Regions from separate parts of the Homo sapiens genome. Here region 2 is linked to region 1. A link is an interaction called in ENCODE POLR2A ChIA-PET data of the cell type or tissue named here. Cell type or tissue: MCF 10A. All regions are shown on one strand. Links, peaks and the distances in the headings refer to the core of each region. The heading gives the core; the rest is flanking DNA. Region 1 has its middle 48 kb from the start of LINC03086. Region 2 has its middle 30 kb from the start of PDYN.

Region 1 (5,383 bases), core at 121-5,120:
TATTTATTTATTTAAATGATGTCTCACTCTGTCACCCAGGCTGGAGTGCAGAGGCACGATCTCAGCTCATTGTAGCCTCCGCCTCCTGGGTTCAAATGATTCTCCTGCCACAGCCTCTTGAGTAGCTGGGATTATAGATGTCTGCCACCATGCCCGGCTAATTTTTGTTTTTTTTTTTTTTATAGTAGAGATGGGGTTTCACCATGTTGGCCAGGCTGGTCTTGAACTCCAGATCTCAAATGATCCACCTGCCTCGGACTCCCAAAGTGTTGGGATTACAGGCGTGAGCTGCCACGCCCAGCCTGCCCTCTAGCTTTTAATTTGAATATTTTTGTACTACAGAGAAATTAAAAGAATCATGCAATGAATACCCTTACACCCTTCGCCAAGCCTCCCTAGTTAGCATTTTGCCACATTTGTGCTGTTCTCTTGGTAGGCAGGTATGTGGCTGGGGTAGGGCAGGGTGGGAGAGAGCGAGAGAGATATCATAAAGCTTCACCCCTAAAAACTTGGGCATGCATCCGTGTATCAAGCAGAATACTACAACAAGCGGCATTCTCCCACACAACAAAAATACTAACTAAATACCAGAATAACCAAAATGTTTAACATTGTTACAAGGCTGTCCTCATACAGCTCATATTCTAGTTCCCCAAATGTCTCGATAATGTCCTTTATAGCAGTTTTACTTTTATTCTTTTCAGTACGGGATTCCATCAAGGATCAGGCACTTCCTTTGGTTGTTACATTCCTTTAGGGTCTAATCTGGAATGAATAGTCCCCACTGTACCATCGCCCCCACCTTTTTTTTCCTTTCATGACATTGACATTTGTAAAAGAGACAGCCCAGGTGTCTTGTAGAATGTTCCTCAATTTGGGTGTGTCTGATTGTTTCCTTGTGATTAGACTTGGCTAAGCATTCTGGGCACGAGATCTGCAGAGGGGAGGCTGTGTCTCCCATTGTGTTATATAAGGAGGGGCCTCCTGCCAGTTTGTCTCATCATTGGTAATGCTAAGGTGTGATCATTTGACTAATGTGTTCCCGAAGATCTCTCCATTATAAAGCTAATCTTTCCTTTTGTACATAGTAATTCATCTGTGTGATGAATTATGATATTTGAGATATGTGAGTACCTGTTTCCTCACGAATTTTCACATAGTGATTTTAGCAGCTATTGATGCCTTGCCTGAATCAATTATTGCATTAGTAGCTGCAAATAGAGATTTTTCCCATTATCCTTTCTATGTTCTTCTGTAAAGCTTTCCTCTCCCTTCCCTCTCCCCTGCTTTCGTAGTATCATCATACACAGATTAAAAAACTATTATTATTGTTCGATGTGTTGTAAATCCATTATCATCACTGTTCTTATTTGACGCTCAAATTGTTCCAAGTTTGGCCTCCAGGTAGGGGCCCCTTCAGGTGAACTCTTATGTCCTTCCTACTTTTTAAAAACAATTTGATTGAGGTATAGTTGACACACAATGAATTGCCCATATTTTAATATACGACTTAATAAGTTTTGACATATGTGTACACGCATGAAATCGTCACCGTATTCCAGGGAGTGAACACACCCGTCACAACTAATTCTCCTCAGGTATCTTTGGTTTTTTGTTTTGTTTTGAGACAGACTGTCACTCTGTTGCCCAGGCTGGAGTGCAGTGGTGCGATCTCAGCTCACTGCAACCTCCGCTTCCTGGGTTCAACTGATTTTCATGCCTCAGCCTCCCTAGTAGCTGGGACTACAGGCGCCTGCCACCACGCCCCGCTAATTTTTGTATTTTTAGTAGAGATGGGGTTTCACCATGTTGGTTGGTCATGCTGGTCTCAAACTCCTGGCCTCAAGGGATCCACAGGCCTCGGCCTCCCCAAGTGCTGGGATTACAGGCGTGAGCCACTGCCCCCGGCCCTCCTCGGGTATCTTTGTCATATTCCCCTGCAGCCCTTCACCATCTTGAAGGAACCACTGACTTGCTTTCAGTTACTATAGATTGGTTTGCATTTTTTAGCGTTTTATGTAAATAAAATCATACTCTTTGTGTCTAGTTCCTCTCCCTCAGCATTGTTACTTTGAGACTCACCCATGTTACTGCATGTATGCCTAGTTTTCCTTTGTGTTCTTGAGTAGCATTTGGCTGTGTGGATATACCACAATTCTTTTATCCATGCATTGATATGCAGATGGACAGATGGGTTGTTTCCAGTTTGGGGCTATTATAAATAAAGATGTACTTATCTAAGTCTTTGCATGAACATGGATTTCCTTTTCTTTTGAGTAAGTACCTGGAAGTGAAATGGCTGGAGTTTATGGTTAATTTTTAAGAAATTGCTGAAGTGTTTCAAAAGTGGTAATACCATTTTCCATCCTACCAACAGGGCATAAGAGTTCCAGTTCTTCCTCCTACTTACCAACATAGGTGTGTAGCAAGTAGCACCTTATTGGAGATTTAATTTGATTTTTTTTTTTTTTTTTTTTTGAGACGGAGTCTTGCTCTGTCACCCAGGCTAGAGTGCAGTGGTGTGATCTCGGCTCACTGAAACCTCTGCCTGCCAGGTTCCAGCAATTCTCCTGCCTCAGCCTCCTGGGTAGCTGGGTTTACAGGTGCATGCCACCACGCCCAGCTAATTTTTGTATTTTTAGTAGAGGCGGGGTTTTACCATGTTGGCCAGGCTTGTCTGCAATTCCTGCCCTCAGGTGATCCACCCATCTCGGCCTCCCAAAGTGCTGGGATTACAGGCGTGAGGCACTGTGCCCGGCCTAATTTGATCTTTAAATTTAAATTTAAAATGTTTACAACTTAAGTATAAAACAATTAAATTTAAATTTAAAACTTTTCAATTTAATTTTCCTTGATGGCAAATGATGTTGAGCATCTTTTTATGTGCAGTTTGCCATGCTTATGGTCTCTGGTGACATGTCTATTCAAATCTTTTGCCAGCTTGCGGGGGTGTTTTATTATTATTCAATTTTGACAGTTCTTTATATTCTTGATACAAATTCTTTATTAAATACATGCTTTGTAAAGATTTTCTCCCAGTCTGTTTTGTCTGTTTATTCTTTTAACAGTGTCCCTTGAAATGCAGAAGTTTTTAGGTTTTTTTTTTTTTTTTTGAGATGGAGTCTTGCTCTGTCTTCAAGCTGGAGTGCAGTGGCACTATCTCGGCTCACTGCAACCTCCGCCTCCTGGGTTCAAGCGACTCTCCTGCCTCAGCCTCCTGAGTAGCTGGGAGTACAGGTACGTGCCACCACGACCAGCTAATTTTTGTATTTTTAGTACAGATGGAGTTTCACCATGTTGTCCAGGATAGTCTTGATCTCTTGACCTCGTGATCTGCCTGCCTCAGCCTCTCAAAGTGCTGGGATTACAGGCGTGAGCCACTGCGCCCGGCCGAAATACAGAAGTTTTAAATTTTGATGTGGTTCAATTTATCCATTTGTTCTTTTATAAATTGTGCTTTTGCTGTCATCTAAGAGATATCTGCCAGTGCCATCGGGATTTTCTTGTATGTTTTCTCCTAGAAGTTTTGTCATTTTATATTTAAATCTTTGATCCACTTCGATTTAACTTTTGTATACAGTGTGAGGCATATATTGAGTTTATTTTTTTAAATATAGTTATCTGGTTATTCTAGCACCATTTGTTAAAAACGCTAGCCTTTTTCCACAGCACTGCCTTTGTAACTTTGTCAAAAATCAGTTGTCTAAATACATGTGGATCTAATTTTGGACTCACTATTCTTGTCTGTTGATCTATATGCCTATCTTTATGCCAATACCATGCTGTTCTGATTAATGTAGCTTCATAATACTTCTTCAAATCAGATAGTGTTAGCCCTCTAACTGTTCTTTTTTAGAGTTGTTTTGACCATTTTAGGCCCCTTTACTTTTTTATATGAGTTTTAAAATCAGCTTGTCGACTCCTACAAAAAGAGCCTGCTGAGATTTTGGTGGGGATTCCAGTGAATCTATAGGTGAGTTCAGAGAGAATTGCCATCTTAATGACTTTGAGTTTTCCGGCCCACGAACAAACTATGATTAATTCTTGTTATTCATGGTAGTTATGTTTTGTAAAGTGTCCACGAACACTGAATTAGCAAATACTGAACCATTGATCCCAGGGGAAGTACAGAGTGCAGTTCCTGTGAGCCTCTGGCTCCAACATTCTTGTCCATTGATAATACATTACCTTGCTTTGTGTGCATTTCTCTTTAAAGGCACCTTATGTAATAGCTATTTTCTTTTTTTTTTTTTTTTGAGTGCGATGGCATGATCTTAGCTCACTGCAGCCTCCACCTCCCAGGTTCAAGCGATTCTCCTACCTCAGCCTCCTGAGTAGCTGGGATTACAGGCGTGCACCACCATGCCCAGCTAAGTTTTGTATTATTAGTAGAGATGGGGTTTCACCATGTTGGTCAGGCTGGTCTCAAACTCCTGACCTCAGGTGATCCACCCACCTCGGCCTCCCAAAGTGCTGGGATTATAGGCGTGAGTCACCGTGCCTGGCCTATAGTAGCCACTGTTGATTCATCCACATTCAGCTCACATCCAACAGCACCATAATTCACCCCTGAACGGAGCTTTCCTAACACATGTGTCTTCTCCATGAGGCACACTGCAGCCTCCTTGTATGTGGGAACATGAGGCAGCACTTGGGCACTATATATAGGGACAGTTTAAAGTCACCAGCGAAAAGCATACATGTGAAAAACATGGCACTAAATAGACTGTGGAAAGGATCCTTGTCAACAGTTATAAGACCTGAATCAAGAAGGCAGGGAGTTGCCTTGTATGACTTCAGCTGGGAACGTGAGCATCTGGCTACTCACATTTTTGCTGCCTGTACATGTCTCTGAGTGACTGCTACAGCCCTGTGGTTAGATTTTGGGGTTACAAATAAATTTTAGTGAGTAGGTGAATTTGCAAATACAAAATAGTGAGGATCGACTTATATCTCCTCATTTATTTAAATTTCTTTAATTTTCCCAGCAATATTTTGTAGACCATGCAAATCTTTGATTTCTTTTGCCAGATTTATCCATATGTAGTTCATACTTTTTGATGATATTTTAAATGGGTATTATTTTTTCCATTTCAATTCCTGATTATTTATTGCTAGCATATGGAAATACAATTGATTGTTGTATATGGATCGTGAATCTGGCAACCTTGCCAAATTCACTTAGTTCTAATAGCTTTTTATAGATTTCATTAGATTTTCTACATAGATGATGATGTCATCTGCAAATAAAAACAGTTTTACTTCTCTTAATCTCATGCCTTTTATTTCTTTATTTCTTGACTGATGGCACTGGCTAGAAACGCTAGTACAATGTTGAATGATAAGGGCGGACATCCTTATTCCTGATGTTAGGGGGAAGTTA
Region 2 (5,383 bases), core at 230-5,229, 140 kb after region 1:
TTGGGACTCTGTGGTTCCTGGCATCTCCAAGCTTCTGTGCGCCACCATGTTCCCCAGTGCCAGCTGTGGAAGCTGCTAGCAGTACACCTGGTCCAGCTGCAGCCTCGCAGAGAGCTGGCACCCATGCCAGCGCCTGGAGCTGCCTGCCCCGCCGCAGCTGGCATGCCTGGCTGTGCACAGTGGTTGGACCCCATGCTTATTCACACGTGCCTTACTACTCCATGGCTGGCTTACCCTTGGCAGGTGTGGGATCCAGGCTGGTAACATGAGCCGAGCACAGCTTGCCAGGCTGAGTGGGCAGAACGAGTCCAGTGGGCCTGAGCAAAACTTGAGCAAAGGTGCCACTGGCCACAGAGGTTTCTGGCTGGAAAAGCGACACCCCAAGGATCCTGTGACACCTACACATATCTCTGGTATATTTTAAATTATCTTTAGACCACTTATAGTATCAAATACAATGTAAATGCTATGTAAATATACTATATTTTATTTGTATTATTTTTCATTGTTGTATTGTTATTTTTTATTGCTTTTTTCCTATTACTTTTGATCCATGGTTGGGTGCATCCACTGATGTGGAAACCATGGATATGGAGCTTCAATTGTATACATATTTCAAAATATCATGTACACAATAAATATATACAATTCTTATTTGTCAATTAAAAAGAAGGGTTGGACCTGAGTCTGGTTGACTCTCATTGGACTAGCTTTGTTCACGTGATCACCCCTAAGTCCCTCACTCTGTGTATATGTGGGGTGTGGCTGGTATGGATGGTGTGGGTGTGGGGAGTGAAAGGACATCCCAGTTGGATTTAAATCAGGGATTCACTCAATGGTGTGAAGGTTTAATAAATCTTGCCCAAACTCTATAGGTGACATGTGCAGGGTTTTGTTAGAAAGGAGTAAGGAAAAAGTGTGAGTGAGGCATCTACACTATAGTGAGAGACACACAAGTCTTTATCCTTGTCCCAGGAGCCCTACTTCTGGGGAAATATTCTAAAACACAGGAAAAGGCATATTTATGGAGCTACTCACTGTTAATTACAAGAGTGAAAAGTGGGAAGCATCCTCAAAGTTGAATTCACTCATTTATTCCATAGCTATTAAGCTCTTTTACAATATGGTAGGCATCATTCTAGACTCTGGAAAAACTCACAGATAATAAGACTAGTCTGGAGTTTAAAAACTCGAGGTTCAGAGTATAAGAGAAAGTAAGTGCTGTGGGAGCTTAGAGGAAGGACACCCAACTTGATTTGAGGAATGACAGCAGGGAAGACTTTCTTGAGGAAGAGACTGAGAGACCAGTGACACTTAACCACAAAAGGGCGGGGAAAATGGTTAGGAGTGGGGGGTGAGGTGGGAGCAGGTAGATAAAAATTATGAATGCCTGGGTCGCACTGCACAGATTTGGTTTCTATTGGATTAGGGTAAGGGGTGGGCATGATTTGTTTTCAGAGAGCCGAATTAAAAGAATAAGTTGATATAAACTGATAAGCTCCTGGGGGTGGATGGAGTAGGAGACTCTCAAGACCATTGCTTCAATGTTAAGATGTGATTGCAATAATGTGGAAACTGAGACAAAGAGAGGAGTGTATTCTGGTTCTGAAATGACTTGGGAGTAGTTACGGGTGGGTGCTGCCAGTGTGCTTGTGCATTCTCTATCCCCACTTTGTTCCTTCCCATGGAGAGTCTTCCACGGTCAGACCCTGTCCCAGATGCTGGGGCTACCTTGGTCGCCAGCCACTGTCCCATTCCTTATGAGCACCTCCCCATGAACTCACCCCTAGATCTTGTTTAAAACTTTCCGTGATTGGATTGCCCATGGAACCCAGTGAGGGGCTGCACATGGGGTCTGGGAGGATACGGGGATGTCAGAGACAATGACATGGTCAGCGCACATGGTCAGCAGAGTGGACCAGGCAAAGCCCCATGGAAGTCACAGGAATTTGGGGACAGCTATGGAGTAGGAGATGCCAGGCTCTTTGAGGGAATAACAGGCAGCTCCCAAAGGTGCCAGCCTCTCTTTCCCGGCAGAATCAAGGACAGGATTTTGGTTCTGCTGGGAAAGAGTCTGGCACCTTTAGGTGCTGCCTGTTATTCAGTTTGGCTCAGGTAGTGTGAGGGGGAGTGGTGAGTGACAGGGTGGGAGACATTTGCTGGCCACATCTTTGAAGGTCTGTTAAACTGGATTAAAGCCCTTGGACTTAATCCTGAGAGCAAGGAGAAGCCAATAAACCTGACCGGGAAAGTGGACTGATAGAAAAATCCTGCTGGCTGCTGTGGGAAGAACACATGGCAGACCTGGTTTTGAGGTTTTGATCTTAGGGCACTGCCACTTACAAGTCAGAGCACTTGGGTGAGTGGCTTTCCTCCCTGAGCGTCAGCATCCTCATGTGTACAATGGCGGTGATACTATTTACCCACTGTGGGTCGATGGGTGGATACAATGTGATAGGGTGCATGTGATAGGACAGGGTCATATGTTTAAGAAGACTGAGCATGGGGCTAGACTGCTTGGTTTGAATCCTGGCTCTGCCCTTGACCAGCTGTCTGACCTTAGGCAAGTTGTCTGACCTCTTTGTGTGTCAGTTTTCCCTTCCACGGAATGGGGATATACTAACTTCCTATCTGATAAGATTATATGAAACTTAATATTAGTCACATGCTCAGAAGGATGACCAGAGAAGTGTTTATTAAATAAGCAAAGTGCTGAGAGTAGCTGAAAGGGCATTGGAGAGGACTTGATTTGCCCAAAGTCAGGTAGCACGTAGATGGTACCAGAAGCTGATCTGAGCTAAAGCCTTTCCCCTGTACGATGCCTTTTAAGTTAGATTGTTCATCTTATTACTACTGTTTCTAATTCTTTCTTTAATGTGGGATAAGAGCATAGATTCAAACCATAAACACTACACAATACTGCTTCTCCTATATATGAAATACCTGGCAGGTAACAATAATTAATGATCAAAGAAGCAATTTCCTCTCTGTCCTCAAGGCGCTGGCCGGAGGATCAGCACAGTTTCGAAAAGGATGCCAAAAGGGTGCTAAAGAAAACCTGGGGTGGACTTGTAACCATCTGGACCCAGGTTGGTATTATGAGTTCAAAGCCTGGTTCCACCAATTAGGAGAGGTGTGACCTTGGACAAATCACTTAACCTCTTTGTGTCATACTTTTTCATCTGAGAAAATGGGGTGGGATGGGGAATAATATCACTCTCCGAGGGTTGTTTTGAGGATTAAGTGGGTTAATACCTGTAAGTGCTTTTTGTACCTGGCACGTCCTAAACACTGAAAAAGGTTAGCTATGAAGCAATGATGATGATGATTCTTGAGTGTTTACTCTGCGTCAGGCTTCACATTTGCTGTCTTATTCCAGGCTCACAAAAACTCTAGCAGGTAGATACTATCTATATATCTATATAATATCTGCATCTGTTACCCATGGAGATGAGAGATTGGGCTCGGGGACCTTAAATAACTTGCCAAGGTCACACAGCAAGTACATGGTGAAGCTGGGAGTTGAATCCCCACCTATTTGATTTCAAAGTCTGAATCCTTAACCACCCACTAACCTTCCGTGTGTCAGTCAGCCCCACCAGACTTTGAATAACATGGGGGCAAAAAGCATGTTATTAATTTTCACACCCTTCACCACCCCACTAACACTTCTAAGTGCCTGCCCCAGAGTAAGCATCAGGAAATGTTTGCTGAATGAATTGTTGATCTTTCCTCCCACTCTGGGCACCCCTCAGTCCTTCAAGGACTTCCCTCTCTGTAGCCTTGAACCAGCTTTTACTGAGCATAAAAGGAGGAGTTATAAAAAGAAGTCTTTCTCTCCAAGGATACAATTAATCAGAAAGCTTCAGTTGCGCACATACCTCTGTCTGTATAAATACATGTATTTGTATCTATATAAATAGTAGCATTCACAGAGGTTGCTAGCTCAGTGATGTGGTTGAATGGGAAACTGACAGCGTGATTCATGCTCAGGTCAAATTTAACTCTAACCTGTTTGTGCAAGACAGATTTACTTCAAGAGCCCTTTCTGTTGCATAATTGCTATGGGCCCACCTTCTCCCCAGGAGAGGATATTTCCACATCAGCCCACAATCTCCTGCTGCTGCATACCCAAGTCAGATCTGGAGTCTCTTGGCCACTTTCCCAGCAGTGTGGGCCCAGGTAAGATCCAACCAGGCTGTCTTTGTCAGCGCAGGAAGGAGTAATAAAAACTGCAGCAGGGGGCTGCCAGCCAGGAAACCTGGGAATATGAGATGGAGAACCCTCTGGCATAAGTGATCTAGAGAAAGCCGTTAACCCATCTGTCTATCCATTTATCCTTCTACCCACACATAGCATCTATCTATTCATCTATAGCATTCATCTATCCATGTGTTTGGCTGTCTGTCCATCCATCCATTATATCCACCCATCCATCACATTCATTTCTCCATTCATCAGGCATGCATAAGATATGTGCTGAGCAGCCACTATCTGCCTGCACTGTGCTGAACACTGGGGTTATAGTGAACAAGTCAGACAGAGCCCTTGCATTTATGGAGCTTACATTCTAGCATGAGTTCAGTCAATAGACACATAATCATGCCAATAACTTATTAATCAGAGGCTCCAAGAAGTGCTGTAGAAAAGAGTTCCATGGCGGCAGGGCGTGGTGGCTCACGTCTGTAATCCCAGCACTTTGGGAAGCCGAGGCCGGCAGATCACGAGGTCAGGAGATCAAGACCATCCTGGCTAACACGGTGAAACACCATCTCTACTAAAAATACAAAAAATTAGCTGGGCGTGGTGGCGGGCGCCTGTAGTCCCAGCTACTCGGGTGGCTGAGGCAGGAGAATGGCGTGAACCCGGGAGGCGGAGCTTGCAGTGAGCAGAGATCGCGCCACTGCACTCCAGCCTGGGCGACAGTGCGAGACTCCATCTCAAACAAACAAAAAAACAAACAAACAAAAAAGAAAAGAGTTCCATGGGGTTAAGAGACCCTGTACCTAGGGAACTTGGCCTAGTCTTGGGGCCAGGGAAGACTTCTAAGAGTTATGGATAAGAAGGAACAATCCATCCAACTAGGAGCTGGGTGGAGTTTTCAGGGCAGAGAGGAGAGCCTGAGGGCAACTTTGAGGCTGAGAAGACCTCGGTGTGAGCAAGAAGCAAAGTGGTTTTAATGCACTAAGGAGGAGAGCGAAAGGAGACTGGGTTGGCAAGGCACTGGGAGGCGAGATCACCCAGGACTTTGGAGGCTGTGGAAGGATTTGGTGTCTGGAAGGATTCTAACTTTCTTGTGGTTCCATTTTCTCTGATGGAGTGGGAGCTTCATGTCTTCAAGGGGAAGGTGGTAAATCATGGTGAAGAAGTACAGAGCTGAGCT

Evidence for each region. Peaks named below come from ENCODE experiments on the same cell type or tissue, not always from the same donor. Only the 100,000 strongest peaks of a DNase experiment are listed, where the experiment ranks them.
Region 2: POLR2A ChIA-PET joins it to region 1 with 5 read pairs; 2 of 35 experiments call an interaction of 5 or more read pairs at or near these places.

What each region holds. Positions count from the first base shown.
Region 1 is chr20:2,156,286-2,161,668 of GRCh38, reverse strand. No RefSeq gene overlaps it. Among named protein-coding and RNA genes, the nearest start is that of LINC03086, 48 kb to the left of the region's middle. In MCF 10A, for the core only: no CTCF peak of the experiment used is centred there; no DNase peak of the experiment used is centred there.
Region 2 is chr20:2,020,998-2,026,380 of GRCh38, reverse strand. No RefSeq gene overlaps it. Among named protein-coding and RNA genes, the nearest start is that of PDYN, 30 kb to the right of the region's middle. In MCF 10A, for the core only: no CTCF peak of the experiment used is centred there; DNase peaks (open chromatin) are centred at 3,040 and 4,080.